Linked DNA regions of Homo sapiens: region 1 is linked to region 2. A link is an interaction called in ENCODE POLR2A ChIA-PET data of the cell type or tissue named here. Cell type or tissue: A673. All regions are shown on one strand.

Region 1 (8,000 bases), 980 kb before region 2:
AGGACTACTCCTATTCAGTTTGATTAAAATAGAATACAGACTTCTTAGGAATTATCAACATACATACTTGCCACACATTCGCATACGTGAGAAAGAAGTTAGGATTTGTAGTGCAATGCCTGGAAAGCGTGCCCTTCGCCCAGGTATTCCATATCAGGCCTGCTGTCTGCGAAAACGGCATTCAAAATGAAAGACCAGTGCACATCATAGAGAAAATTTTTTAAGCCAAGACATTTCCTTTTTCCAATCTGTGCAAATTTATTGAACGCACTTAAAATAAAGAGCATTTGGCAAAAACTTTTTTATTATGATCTCTTAGTAAATTAATCATCAGTTACTTATTGAAAGTGTGTCTGCTGGTAGTCAAGCAGGGCTAGATAATACCAAAATAATATATTTGAGCAAGCATTTATTGAATAGTAACAGGCACTGTGCTTGGCATTAATGAGATGAAGACATGGATCCTGTCCTCTAAAAGCTTAGAGAGTGGTTCAGGATGGAGTAGGTGGGGCGTAGCAAATAAATGTTTTCAACACATGAATGTTGTGCTGATGAGAAAGCAGAGGCAGTGGGAACCAGAGAGGAGCTTCCAAATCTGGACGTTCAGAGAAGCCTGCCCTGGGGCTTGGGTTGAGTCTCAGAGGATGAATGGGAGTTGGCAAGCAAAATTGACGGAAGGGTGGGGAAGAGTTCTGTGGTTGGGTGAATAGGAAGGGCAACGTCACAGAGACGTGAAATGACATTATGCCTGCAAATAAATACACAAGGAAAGTCTGAGGCAGACTATGGAGGAAGACGAGCTGGGAGAGAAAGGTAGGCAAAATTAGGCCCCAGAAGGCATCTATGCCGTGCTAAGAAATGTGGACTTTGGGTCTATTGGTGGTCAGAAAAGGCTGAGAGAGTGACTTTGAACATAGCCTCATCCGTTGGCTGGGCATGGTGGCTCATGCCTGTAATCCCAGCACTTTGGGAGGCCAAAGAGGACAGATCACTTCAGGCCAGGAGTTCGAGACCAGCCTGGGCAACGTAGCAAGACTCCCATCTCAAAATTTAAAAAATTATAAAAATAAACATAAAAAAATTTAAAAATGAACATAGCCCTGTCCTCAGAGGATCTAGGGATTATTGAGATAAAGCCCATTACACCCTTAAGTGTAAAGGAGTGAATGTCAGAAAGGCCAACACCTAGGAAGGTTGCATTGACCTTAATAGCTGACAAATGGTAGCTTCTGCTTGCAAACATTGCTTACATACAATGTTTGCTAGTAACTGTTCATTAAAGAGTTTAAAAATATTTTTTTTCCCTTTTAAGAAAATGTATTTATTTATTTATTTATTTAGAGACAGGGTCTCACTCTGTTACCCAGGCTGGAGTGCAGCGGTGCGATCTCTGCTCACTGCAACCTCCACCTTCTGGGTTCAAACGATTCTCCTGCCTCAGCCTCCCAAGTAGCTGGGATTACAGGCACGTGCCACCGTGTCTGGCTCATTTTTTTGTATTTTTAGTAGAGACAGGGTTTCACCATGTTGGCCAGGCTGGTCTTGAACTCCTGACCTTAAATGATCCGCCCACCTCGGCCTCCCAAAGGGCTGGGATTATAGACGTGAGCCACAGCACCCAGCCTTTAAATTTAATTTTAATTTTTAATTTTTATTTCTTTTATGAGGGATGGGGTCTTGGGCACTGTCACTCAGGCTGGAGTGTAGTGGTGAAATTATGGCCCACTGCAGTCTTGACCTGCTGGGCTCCTGAGCAACTAGGACTACAGGTGCACACCAACACACCTGGCTAATTTTTCAAATTTTTTGTAGGGTCTCGCTGTGTTGCCCAGGCTTGTCTCAAACTCTTGGCCTCAGGTGATCCTCCTGCCTCAGCTTCCTAAAGTGCTGGGATTACAGGCATTAGCCACTGTGCTTGGCCAACTACTAACCTTTCTTCTCCAAATTCCAGCTCCACATTTCTTTTTTCAATTTTTGAGACAAGGTCTCATTCTGTCACCCAGGCTGGAGTGCAGTGGTGCAATCTGGCTCACTACAACCTCTGTCTCCAGTGCTCAAGTGATACTCCCACTTTGGCCTCCGGAGTAGTTAGGACCACAGGTGTGCATCACCACACCAGGCTAATTTTTGTATTTTTTTTTTTTTTTTTTTTGGTAGAGACAGGGTTTTGCCATGTTGCTCAGGCTGGTCTTGAACTGCCAGGCTCAAGCTATCTGCTCGCCTCAGCCTTCCAAAGTGCTGGGATTGCAGGCATAAGCCACTGTGCCCAGCCCAACTTCACATTTTTATGTTACTGGGTTAGATTACTTTAACGCAGTTAAATTTAAAGTTTAACTTTTAAATTTTCATGTTAGAAATGATAAGCCGGGTGTGGTGGCACATCCCTGTAGTCCCAGCTACTCAGGAGGCTGAGGCAGGAGGATTACTTGAGCCAGGGGTTCGAGGCCAACCTGGACAACATTAACGTAGTGAAACTCCATCTCTAATATAATAAAAATAAAAATAAAAATAAAAATGATAGCCCAGACTAGGATAAAAAGATAAAGCTGCTCTCAGCCACAGGGAAGCACATCTTTTACATACACTCTTTTCCCTGGGCTTCAAGCAGAAGAACTGATAGAAGACAACTCCGTATTTTGCCACAGGTACAAGCTACATAAGGCGGATCCTATGATGGGAAGCTTTGTTTTAATTTTTATTCCAAAATCCTTTTATTCTCCAACTCAAATTTTCAATAGGCTGGGCGAGGTGGCTCACGCCTGTAATCTCAGCACTTTGGGAGGCCGAGGCAGGAGGATCACCTGAGGTTGGGAGTTCAAGACCAGCCTGACCAACATGGTGAAATCCCGTCTCTACTAAAAATACAAAATTAGCTGGGTGTGGTGGCACATGCCTGTAATCCCAGCTACTCAGGGGGCTGAGGCAGGAGAATCCCTTGAACCTGGGAAGCGGAGGTTGTGGTGAGCCGAGATGGCACCATTGCACTCTGGCCTGGGCAACAAGAGTGAAACTCCATCTCAAAAAAAAATTTTTTTTTCAATAGATAAACATGCATTTTGTTTCAACAATTATGGCAAGGCATTGGGCTGGCTATCAGAGATGCAGCAGAGAGCAAGACAATAAATTGGGTTCATGCCTTCCAGGAGTATAAAGACCAGTGGTGACAATTCTTGGAGAATGAGATGGACTCAGGAAAGTAAACGAGAATTGCACTAGGCATACCAAGCACCATGAAGGGAGCACTATATTTGGGAGCATATAATGAGTGCAATCCTAGACTGGGTGACAGAAAAGGCTTCCCTACAGGAACTGATATTTAAGCTGAGAGCTGGAGGATATGTAAGACTGAGCCAAGCAAGCAGAAGGAGGAAGCGTGTTCCAGGCAGACGGACAGCGTGAGTGAGTCCCAAAGGCAAGTGGGAATGGGGCATGTTCCAAGAATTCAAAGGAACTCCTGTGGCTGGAGAGGAGTGTAGGGGAGAGGCACACTTGGAGGCGAGGCCAGGGAGAAAGGCGGGTCAGTGAGGGAGGTCATTGGCAGCCACGTGATGCAGCCCTTTGCGTGCTGTTATGAAGACGTGGGACTTCAAAATTCTTTCCTTATTTTATACTCTAGGACAGCCACTGTCAGAGAGATTAACTGGCTTTTCTAAAATCAACTATCAGGCTGGGCATTGTGGCTCATCCCTGTAATGTCTGTAATCCCAACACTTTGAGAGGCTGAGGCAGGAGGATGGCTTGAAGCCAGGAGTTTGAGAACAGCCCTTGCAACCTAGGGAGGTCCTGTGTCTACAAAAAATAAAAACATTAGCCAGGTGTAGTGGCACACAGGTGTAGTCCCAGCTGCTCAGGAGGCTGAGGTGGGAGGATCACTTGAGGCTGGGAGGTTAAGGCTGCAGTGAGCTGTAATTGCACCACTGCATTCCAGCTTGGGGCAATAGAGTGAGACTCTGTCTCAAAAATAAACAAAATATCAAAAATCAAATGTCTGTATATTGACGGACCACTGTGTCTTCCTTGGGTTTCCCCAGAGCAGATCATTACACAAGGATTCAATTATTTGGGGGATTAGCTTACGAAACACCAGCAAGGAAAGGGCACAGGAAACCCAGTTCCTGTTTAGTTCTGGTTTGAAGGCCACGGTAGGGGTGGGGTGGGGATATTCATTGTCTGGCACTTCCAGTCTGCTGCCTGGGTGGGGACACTGGGTCCAGAGGCAGCTCTCAGGTGAAGGAATGCAGATGTGGAGAGTTGGGCATTTGGAATGGTGGTCTGCATGCACTGAGTGGCCAGGGCGAGGGGACACGGGCCGGGCACTGAGTTATCTGCTGCAAACAGTTCTATGGCTCTGATTCTGAGCCCCTACACCACACTACATTGGCTGGATTTGACTTGAATTCCACCTGACTAGCAGGTGAAAGATGCTTACTTGATGGTGGATAGAACCAGAAAAGTCACATAACATTCTAGAACTCTGTGCCGAGGCCCCGGCAATACCTCAGGTTCTAGGCCTCTGTCTCCTTCGTCACAGCATGCACTTCCCATAATTCTTTCCTTCACTTCGGAGTCTTAATACCAAAGGAAGACACGCCATTTTGAGCAGCCTATTAATTTGAAAGTGTCAAGTGTAACTAGGGAATAAATGAGACTCCTCAAAATGAGAGCTTAGTGAGGCATGAGGTAGTGAGCAAGGTCAAGCGCTTAGCTTAAAACAGCTGGATTAATTAGGGTAAAGTCTTTGGGCTTGGGATTTGGGGGCCTTTCTGACTCATGCAATTTTTCCAGAAATGAATGGGTCATATGTTTTGGGAATCTGATATTTAATGACAAGTTTTGGGGTTAAAAAAGTTCACAGTAAGTTTATGTTAGCAATAATTGTCCTTGGGGAGATTTTGCGGAGCAAGGGAAAGAGAGATGTTGGTTCTCCTTTCCTTCCTAGCTTTTTGCCCTCATCAAACATTTATAGCTGGAGGCCCTGTGAATTTCAATATCAACATCATGGTTCAGGTGCTCAAGGATTTCATAGTCTGTGAGAAGACAGACACACAGATAAACGCACACTAGCTAACAAGCCATGGAGCCCTGGGGCAATTTGTCAGCCTCTCCGGGCTCTGTTTCATTTGGAAGGACCTTGATGGACAAGTTCAGTGCTTCTCAACCTTGGCTGTTCATTGAAAGTACTTAGGGAACTTAGAAAGAACACCAGTGCCCCAGCTGGCCTCATGGCTCTGGAGTAAGGCCCAGGCGTTGGTATTTTTTTTAAAGGTTTTGCTAACTCTAAAAGTCCTTCCCCCAGTCTCCCCCAACCCACCCAGAGAGCCTGTACTCTGTTTAACTCAACAGAAGACAGGAGGTGGGAGGTGAAAATCACATTCCCTCCTCTTGGTCTGGTGAACACGTAGTGTGAGCGCAGTGGAGCTCTGTGTTAGGTGACCATATGCCAGCCGCCTCTTGGACTCTGAGTGAATAGCTCACCTCAATAGAACGCATAGAACACTCATTCCAGAAATAACAGGTGCCCACATTTTTCTTCCTTGGGAGACACATTCATGGAGCCAACAACTAATTATCATACCAAGAAAACAAAAACCGTGAGGGAGAGCAGAGGCGGGCTGGCAGCACCCTTGAGTTGTACAAACCGTGACTCACTGGTGTTCAAGGCTGAAGCATCTCCGTAGCATCTCTCTGAGAAGTATCCTGTGGTTATTTTGCAAAAGAAAGAAGGCAACGTGCTTTGCCGTGAGCCTGAACGGAAGGAGAGCTCTTCTCCAATCTCCTGCGTCCTCTGGTTGGCTTCGGACCACACCTGCCATTGAACTTTCCATAGCTGGAATAGAGAACACTTGGCTTCCACACCCCTGTTCTGGCGTGTTCACTACACTAACAACCTCTTCTGTTACGTACAAGGTAATTAAAGGATGAGCTTAGAAGCTGGCACCTTTCCTTTAAAGTAAAAGGCAGCTTACGTTTTGCTAGTGACAGTCTCCTGTAAAAATAACTCTCTTATTAGCGATGACATAAGAGCCACTGAAACCATCTCCGCTCATGGTTAAGCTTGGAGCCTGCCCCATGCCCTTCTGAGGCCCTTTCTCCAATACATGCTGACAAAATCGGCTCCCTGTGCGCCAACATCAACATAATGACCTCACCGTGGATGAGTCTATGAGTCTCTGAAGGCTGAATGATTCTTCAGAACACGCTGAGGAGATGAGCTAGAGGCATGAATAAATTGCTTGTACTTTTCCTTGCTGGCTGTAAAGCCAGCATTGCTCTATCTAATGGAATGTCTACAAAAAGCCACAAGAACTCCATCGTTGTTGTTGTTGTTTTTCTTTTTAGGCTGATAGGTTTTCTTTTTCATCTCCTGCAGCAGGTCTTGTTTGAGAGAACTTTGGAATGTGTAGTGACCACTAAGAGCATGGAATTGAATTAGCTGATTGATTACAAAGAGAGAGCCTCAATTTAAAAGATAGAGGCCCAGACCGGGCAAAGTGGATCGTTCCTGTAATCCCAGCACTTTGGGAGGCCGAGGCAGGAGGATCACTCGGGCCCAGGAGTTTGAGACCAGCCTGGGCAACATAGTGAGACCTTATCTCTACTAAAGATAAAAAAGCTACCTGGGCATAGTGGCACATGCCTGTGGTCCTATCTACTTGGGAGGCTGAGGTGGGAGGATCACTCGAGTCCAGAAAGTTGAAGCTGCAGTGAGCTGTGATCATGCCCACTGCACTCTAGCCTAAGCGACAGTGAGACCCCATCAAAAAAGAAAAAAAAAAAAGTAAAAGACAGAGGCCTATATCTGCCCAGTGAAGATCTGGCGGAGTCAAAACTCAGAATGAGGCTGGGTGCAGTGGCTCATACCTGTAATCCCAGCACTTTGGGAGGCCGAGTGGATCACTTGAGGTCAGGAGTTCGAGACCAGCCTGGGCAACAAGATGAAACCCAGTCTCTATTAAAAATACAAAAATTAGCCAGGCCTGGTGGCAGTCACCTGTAATCCCAGCTACTTGGGAGGCTGAGGCAGGAGAATCTCTTGAACCCAGGAGACAGAGGTTGCAGTGTCTGAAATCAAGTCACTGCACTTCAGCCTGGGCAGCAGAATGAGACTCTATCTCAAAAAAAAAAAAAAAAAAAAAAAAAAAAAAAAAAAAGAAACAGCTTGGAATGACACAACCCCAGGAAACTATCTTCATAATGTGTGGTGTGGACAGGGACCAATGGCATTAAAATATGTGAAATGAGTTTTCCAATTAGACAATTTTTTCATTTAAATTGTATTATTGTTATATTTGAAAAGCAATGGATGCCTTATGGAAAATATAGAAAACATAAGAAGAAGATTTTGAAAATCATTATATGCCTATACAAAATAATAAGTGTTACAGCTTATATTTTCTTCTAGTCTTTTTTCTTTGTGTTGCTTTTTGGTAACATACTGTTTATATGTATAAATATATAATATTTAGCAGGCACAAAAATCTTCTTGGGGCTTTAAAATTTTCATCTTTATACTAGGAATAATAATAGTATTACTATATAGCATAATATAGTATATAATTATAATATAGTATATATAGTAGTAATAGTACTACATATATAGTCTATATACTATTATATACAATAATAGCACATATTATATATGTGCATTCTCCTCTGTTTACTTAATGTGCATTTTTCTATTTTAAGATACACTTACCACAAAACATCTTTTGCAATGGCCACCAAATATTCCACTGTCATTATTTTTAATAAAAAATTTCCATACTTTATTCTATAAAGCTGAGTAGAAATTTTTTTTTCCGGCCAGATACTCTAACCAAAATATTGTGAAATAAAACAAAGGTCCTTTTCCATCTTATACATAGAGTCATTGAGAATAAAAAATGAAAATAATAATAAAGCTAAGGTCCTTTTCAATAAGTTACAAAATAAAATATAGAATCTCCAGTTAAATTTGAATTTCAGGTAAATAACAAGAATTTTTAAAAATGTAAGTATGT
Region 2 (8,000 bases):
ATTTAAAAAGCTTGATTTAAACAGAAGCTACTCCTGTTTAACCTCAGCTGTTGACCCTGTGGGAGACCCAACAATGAGAAGAAGGAACTTGGCTATTTTAGATGATCTGGAAGTTAGAAGTGCTGAGCTTATGGAACTTATATGCTGTCTTATACCTACATGGGAATTAACTTGCCCTAAAATTTCTTCCTTTCATACGGCCTATGTTTTTTCCATTACACAACCTCTTCTAAACACAAAAATATACCTCTAACAGAGTTTAAGAGTTATGTGTCAAAATCAGCTGGGCATGGTAGCATGCCCCTGTAGTTCCAGCTACTCAGGAGGCTGAGATGGGAGGACTGCTTGAGCCCGGGAGGTCAAGGCTTTAGTGAGCCGTGACTGCATCACTGCACTCTAGCCTGGGTGACAAAGTGAGGCCCCGTCTCAGAAAAAAAAGAAAGAAAGAAAAAAAAAGTTATATGTCATTCACTACTTACAAGAAGGTAACTAAAACAGCTACACAGAAGACATTAAGAATTTTATGAGAGTGAGAAGTGGTACAATTTTTGAGACACATAGAACTTTTTAGGGGAGGAGTCTGCTGACTGTGGCAGATAAACTGAAGAAGGGAGCTGCAATGGGACTTAGGGCACTTGAGAGACTGGGGAGGGGAGCAATGGGAAGGACCTGGCTGAAGACAAGGTCGTGGGAAGGTGCCAAAGACAGATAATTTTATCTAGGCTTAGCCCAGCATCCGGTAATCACGAAGGAAATTCTTCCATTCCTTCATCTCTTTGGCTGTCAAAATTGAAAACTTAGGTTAGAATCAATAATATTTTTGTTTAGTCGTAGTTTTGGGTTAAACAGTTTCATGGACTAGCCTGAAAACCAATTATTATTTATAATAATTATTTCTTTGCAGAAACAAAAGACTTAAATATTCAAAACACAGATTGTTCTCAATTTCAAGGCTGCCTATACTACAACTTTTTTTTCTTTTTTTTGAGACAGAGTTTTGCTCTGTTGCTGGGCTGGAGTGCAGTGGCACGATCTTGGCTCACTGCAACCTCTGCCTCCCGGGTTCACGCGATTCTCCCGCCTCAGCCTCCCAAGTAGCTGGGATTATAGGTGCCCACCACCACGCCTGGCTCATTTTTTGTATTGTTAGTAGAGACAAGGTTTTGCCATGTTGGCCAGGCTGGTCTCGAACTCCTGACCTAAAGTGATCTGCCTGCCTCGGCCTCCCAAAGTGCTGGGATTACAGGCGTGAGCCACAGTGCCTGGCCCGCCTATACTACATTTTGAATCAGAACCAGAATTTTTGTGCTTACAGAAGAAAAGCTTACAGATAATATCATTTAATTCCTTCATTTTACAGAAGGTAACTGGGGCGTATGAGTGTAAGATGTTGAGCTGAGGTTAGAAGTCAGTTTTCCTGACCCCTGAGTGTTGTGCTTTTCCTAGCATGCTATCAAGTTAATTGTGGATAGAATGCATTCTTCTCAAGAAGCACTACTGTACTTCTCCCCTTTAATGACAGTTTTAAGTTATTATTATTTTTGTTTTCAGGCTCTCTGCGTTCGTTCTGTTTTCACCTCTCAAGGCCTAGTGGTGAATCTACAGCTTTCAGAAACTCATATTTAGATTTTCTTCCCTAGCTCTTTTTTTTTTCATTTTAAGCTATTATTTAATGAACAAAAACCATTATTAAAACACGAAGTAGAAATTAAAATACAAGAAAGGTTCATACAGTCTTGTCACATCACATGGTAAGTTCTAGGCTTTGTCAACACGTGCACATAACTTTTAAATAATTGTCATTTATCAACTTTGTGCTTACATATTTTCAGCTCTGGCTCATTTTTTCCCCCATAAATGAGGGCTAAATTTACTTGAGAATGAAACAACTTATTGTAGTTTTGTTTTCACAGGTAACCAGATAGGACTGAGGTATACAAAGTAAAAGAATGCAGTTGGGGAACTAGAAGCTCTTAAGATGCCAGTCAGCTGAGGAGGCACTGTGGCTAGAGAAGAACTGACAGAACTGTGCATGAGGCAGGTGGCAGGGTCAAATGAGTTGAATAAGAAAGCTGGTAGCTAGAGGGGCAGGGTCCCCGAGGATAAGAAGTCCATGAAACAAACATTCCAATCTCAGAATGGAGCAGCTTCTAATGTACTAGTGCCTCCTCTTTTTATTTTTTTACATCATGAGAATGAAAAACAATACCCATTGGTAAACATATGCAAAGGTTACAAAGACAGTAAATTAAAGACTAGAAAATGATAAAATCTTGGACTATCAGTTATACCATACTAGTAAACCAGGAAGGGAGCATAAAACTTACTTTCACTAGCCACATGATTAGCTGGAAAATAACCTTCCTGTCCCTTTCCTATGCTGCCATACCACCAGTCTTCATTATCTTTGAAAAACACTCGGATAATGTCTCCGCGATGGATGGTTAGTTCATCTGATCGATTCGCTGTGTAGTCATAAAGAGCCACTACCTAAGAGAGAGATAAGACCACCACAGCTTTATCACAACTGTACCACAGAGAAAACCCCCAACATTCACTTCCTCTTGCAGAAGAGCAGCTGAAACCAAAGCAGTACTTTGGTAAGTGTGAGGCTGTCTCAAGGTTTGCTAATGGGATGAGGGGTGGTGGGAACACAGCAGGAGAAGCAAGATAAAAGACTGTGGGATTGAGAAATGGTTACGAGCATTCAATACACTAAGATTAGCTTCAAAATAGCAGATGTTAATTTTTTAAAGTAAATTACTTGTGAAGCAAATAAAAAAAAGCTCACACACCATTTACTTTTTTAGAATTGTTTTATACTACCTTTATGTCTCATTCTCTGTGCTAAGCAGATGCATCTGAAAAAAAATTCTTCAGAAGGTCTACAGTTTTACAAAAAGGAAAAACTCAATGGAACAATCTGATTGTATTGCTTGGTTTACTGTTAATGTCTTTTTTTGAGATAAATTTCTCTACACACATACATATTTTTTGATGTTTTATATCAACAACTTAAGCCTTCTATCTTTAAAAAGTATCCATATAAGTTATTTTTACTTGATACGAATTTAAGAGGAAAAGCCTTTTCATGAGAATCCTCTTCTTTGTGTTACAATAATCATTATATTTGACTTCCTTTTCTTTTGAAAACCCAAGTCAAAATGATATGGCAGTGGCTGCACAGGCATTTAAAAATCCTTGGCTGGGCATGGTGGCTCATGCCTGTAGTCTCAGCACTTTGGGAGGCCGAGGCAGGAGGACTGCTTGAAGCCAAGAGTTAGAGATCAACCTGAGCAACAAAGCCAGACCTCCATCTCTATATAAAAAAACAACAAAAAAAATTAGTTGGCTGTGGTAGTGTGTGCCTGCAGTCCTAGCACTCAGGAGGCTGAGGTGGGAGGATCACTTGAGCCCCAGGGTTTGGAGGCTGCAGTGAGCTATGACTGCACTACTACACTTCAGCCTGGGTGACGCAGGAAGACCTTGTCTCTAAAAAAAAAGAAGAAGAAAAAAATCCCTTATAGTAGTTAAAGGCAGGAAGACCTCAATTCATTTTAGATTTAGATCTGATACACTGTATAAAGTAGGACATAATAACATCTATACTAAATAATACATTTATGCTGTTTTCCCCTCTACTTAAACAGTATCTGAAAATGTATAGGTTATACAACTACATATGTAATGGAAAATTACATATATAGTTATATATACATATATATATATATATATATATTTATAGCATGTCTCAGTGTGCACAGCACGTGAGAGTCCAGGGAAGAGAAACCTAAGAGTCCCATGTGGTGGGAACCCGGCATTAGACGTGAGAGCTGAGATAGAAGGTTAGGAGAAGCTGAGGCTCATGGAGTAAGCAGGGCTCAGATCATGCATGTTGATAAAGTTCAGACTCAATAATATGGCCAATGGAAAGGCACAGAAAGGTTTTAACCAGAGGATTCCATTACAGTTCACATAACTGTTTCTGATACCTTTTAATCCATTTAACAATATTTATTAACACATCAGGCAATTCTAACGAATGAGTTTGGACTTAACTGCTGTCACCATATAAGGGCAGTAATGATAATTTAATTCAACTGGCTCAAATGCAATGCCTATTGTACAGCTTAGCATAGTATCTAATTTACAACATGCGATGCAGGGTGTTATTTAAGGTTTACAAATTACAATTTTTTTTTTTTTTTTTGAGATGGAGTCTGGCTCTGTCGCCCAGGCTGGAGTGCACTGGTGTGATCTACACTCACTGCAACCTCCGCCACCCGGGTTCAAGCGATTCTCCTGCCTCAGCCTCCTGAGTAGTTGGGATTACAGGCGCCCACCACCGCGCCTGGCTAATTTTTGTATTTTTAGTAGAGACGGGGTTTCTCCATGTTGGTCAGGTTGGTTTCGAACTCCTGACCTCAGGTGATCTGCTCGCCTTGGCCTCCCAAAGTGCTGGGATTACAGGCGTGAGCCACTGCGTCCGGCCACAAGTTATAATTTTAGTATACTGATGTTAAGTCACTTACATACAAGCGGAACTTTAACTTTTCTCTTTGTTCTCCAAATTTCTCTTTCAGTCTCTTACCTGGTACTATCATAGGAGAGGAAAGCTAATTAAAATGTGCTGAGTGCTCACCATGTTCTCGATACCATGCTAGCTGTTTAGGTGTTATTCTGCTTAATCCTTATGACAACTTGGTCAGGCCATGTATCTTTATTTCCATTTTACAAAAGAGGTATTTGATGTCCAGAGAAATTTAGGAACTTCTCTAAAGTCAAGTAAACTAGTAAGTGATAGAATCAAGACTTAAACCCAGTCTCAATCTCTTTCCTTCCTTCCCTTCTTTCTTTCTCTTCCCCTAGTTCCAGGAAACTCTGTGATGGTTTGTTCCTGTTGTTCCTTATCCTGGGTGTGGTACAAAACACAACTTTAATGAGTCTCATGCAAAGATGAGATTAATGTATGCTTATTTGTCTGGAGCCCTAGGTGGCTGCTGGGAAGGATTCAGCTTAGGCAACAGAATCACTTACGAAATCCTACATCAGGCTGTGTCACTGTGTGAACCTCGGAAAGTCTGAAGCTTATCAAGTGAAGTCTGAAAAATTTTCCTGAATTTTACACACAGGGGTGTCTTGATAAAAGAATCCCTTCAGAGGCACAGGGGTCCAAAAAGCCTATGAGAGCCCACATTACACCTTTTCTATTACAGTACCTACTGATTATTCTCTTACAGAACCAAATACACACATCAATTTTGCATGGCCCACTAGTATCTGTAAACATGTTCTGCATTCTGTGACTGTTATGGACTGAATTGTGTCACTCAAAATTCATAGGTTGAAGTCCTAGCTCCCAATGTGAATGTATTTGAAGACATGGCCTTTACGGAGGTAATTCATGTTAAATGAAATCATAGGGGTGGGGCCTGGATTAACAGGACTGGCATTTTTATAAGAGGAAGATACAGTGAGAAAGTGGCCATCTGCAAGCCAGCAGGAGAGGCAGTAGGAGAAACCGACTGTGCTAGCACCTTGATCTTGGTCTTCTAGCCTCCAGAATTGTGAGAAAATAAATTTCTTCTTCTTCTTCTTTTTTAAAAAAATTATTTCAATAGCTTTAGGGGTACAAGTGGTTTCTGGTTACATGGATGAATTGTACAGTGGTGAAGTCTGGGCTTTCAGTGTACCTGTCATGTAAATAGTATACACTGTACCCCACAGGTAATTTTTTTTTTTTTGAGACAGAGTCTTGCTCTCTTGCCCAGGCTGGAGTGCAGTGGCGCCATCTCGGCTCACTGCAACCTCTGCCTCCCGGGTTCAAGCTATTCTCCTGCCTTGGCCTCCTGAGTAGCTGGGATTACAGGCACCCGCCACCATGCTCAGCCAATTTTTGTATTTGAGGTAGAGATGGGGTTTCACCACGTTGGCCAGGCTGTCTCAAACTCCTGACCTCAGGTGATCCGCCTGCCTTGGCCTCCCAAAGTGCTGGGATTACAGACGTGAACCACTGCACCTGGCCCCCGACAGGTAATTTTTCATTCTTCATCCCTCTCCCACCCTCCTTCCACTCTTCTGACTCTCCAATGTCCATTATACCTCTCTGTATGCCTTTGTGTAGCTTAGCTCCTACTTTTAAGTGAGAACACGTAGTATTTGGTTTTTTGTTCGTGAGTTACTTCACTTAGGATAATGGTCCCATTCCCATACAGGTTGCTGCAAAATACATTATTTCATACTTTTTAAAATGGATGAGTAGCAGTCGACATACATATACATAACACACTGAGAAAATAAATTTCTGCAAAACCACCCAGTCTGTGGTATTTTGTTAGGGCAGCCCTAGCAGGCTAGTACACTTTTAAACCTGATGGTGTCAGATGAACCACTTACTACCACCCCAGCCTAAAACTACAAATGTGTAATGCCTCACTTGTATCCATTTCAGGTCCTCAGCAACTTACAGAACCGTTTTCCACACTATTAAGCTGTCATCTCCGGATGTAGAAATGTCTTTGTCATAAAACTCTACAACCAGCATCCTTGGGAGGGTGATGACTGGTGAGGCTACGTTCTCTAAAGCAAAGAAATTGGAGCATGTCATCGTAATACCATTGTTGACATTCAAGTACACGCAGACCTCATTTTATTGTATTTCACAGTGTGGTGTTATAATATGTATTATGTTTCTGTTTGCAGGTCCTGGTTCATAACTCCCATATCCCTTGTTACAGTTTTTTGGTTTAATGGTGGGTATGTTAGGCCTTAGGGGCAGGCCTCAGAAAACAGAATGTCTCTGATCTCCTTCTGCTCTCCTTTTACCTGCCCCAAGGTAGGGCTCTAATCACCACCCCCTACCTTTCTGACTGTAGGTCTTATGAGCAATCAGAGGGTCCTTCCCCCCTCTACCCTGGAGGAAGGAATGCTGATGTCGCGGAGCTTCCACAAAAACCTAAGAGGACTGGGTTAGCAGAGCTTCCAAATAGCTGAACAAATGGAGGTTCCAGGAGAGTCATGCCCCAGGGAGGTCAAAGAAGCTTCCCCTCCTTCCTTCATAGATCGCTCTACGTATCTCTTCATCTGTTTCCTTTGCAACATGCCTTGTAATAAATCAGTAAATATAAGTAAGTGTTTCCCTGAGTTCCATGAGTTACTCCAGCAAATTAAGTGAACTGGAAGAGGGGGTTGTGGGAACCCCAACTTGAAGCCGGTTGGTCAAAAGTTCTGGAAGCCTGTACTTGTGAATGGTGCCTGGGGTGGGGGGCAGTCTTGGGGACTGAGCCCTCAACCTGTGGGATCCGACACTGTCTTCAAGTAGAGGGTACTAGAATTGAATTGGAGTACATCTAGCTGGTCATGGAAGTCTTCTGTGTTAATTGTGGTGTGAGAACACAGTGAAAACATGGTTGGAAAGTTTTTCCCAAACATGTAGATACTGCATTTTTTTGCCAACTGAAGGTTTGTGGCAACCCTGCATTGAGCAAGTCTATCAAGGCCATTTTTTTCCAACAGCATGTGCTTACTTGTGTCTGTGTGTCATATTCTGGTAATTCTTACAACAGTTCAAATTTTTCCTTTATTATTATATCTGTTATGGTGATCTATGATAGGTGATCTTTGATGCTACCAATGTAATTCTTTTGGGGTGCCATAAACCATAGCCATAGAAGACAATAACTTAATTGATAAATGTTGTGTATGTTTTGATTGCTTCACCAACCAACCTCCACCCTCTTACCCCCTACCACCAGGTCTCTCTCCCCTTCTCCTTGGGCTTCCTATTCCCTGAGATATAATGGTATTGAAATTAGGCCAATTAATAACTCTATAATGGCCCCTAAGTGTTCAAATGAAAAGAGTTGCAAGTCCTTCATTTTAAATAAAAAACTAGAAATGATTAAGTTTAGTGAGGAAGGGATGTAGAAAGCTGATAGAAGCAAAAAACTGGCATTTTGTGCCAAACAGTCAAGTTATGAATACAAAGGAAAAGTTCTTGA

Evidence for each region. ChIA-PET counts read pairs that join two places held together with the same protein. Peaks named below come from ENCODE experiments on the same cell type or tissue, not always from the same donor. Only the 100,000 strongest peaks of a DNase experiment are listed, where the experiment ranks them.
Region 1: POLR2A ChIA-PET joins it to region 2 with 10 read pairs; 2 of 35 experiments call an interaction of 5 or more read pairs at or near these places.

What each region holds. Positions count from the first base shown.
Region 1 is chr6:134,342,547-134,350,546 of GRCh38, forward strand. It overlaps LOC105378009 (a long non-coding RNA gene), which reads right to left and starts at 5,885. Exons shown (of 2, transcript XR_943002.3): 1 at 5,650-5,885. In A673, no CTCF peak of the experiment used is centred here; a DNase peak (open chromatin) is centred at 4,105.
Region 2 is chr6:135,320,835-135,328,834 of GRCh38, forward strand. AHI1 (Abelson helper integration site 1) reads right to left here. Exons shown (of 29, transcript NM_001134831.2): 25 at 2,328-2,490. LOC124901407 (a long non-coding RNA gene) reads left to right here and starts at 2,550. Exons shown (of 2, transcript XR_007059783.1): 1 at 2,550-2,600; 2 at 6,452-7,131. RefSeq lists an enhancer at 2,012-2,151, a cis regulatory region at 2,493-2,640 and a silencer at 3,797-4,091. In A673, no CTCF peak of the experiment used is centred here; no DNase peak of the experiment used is centred here.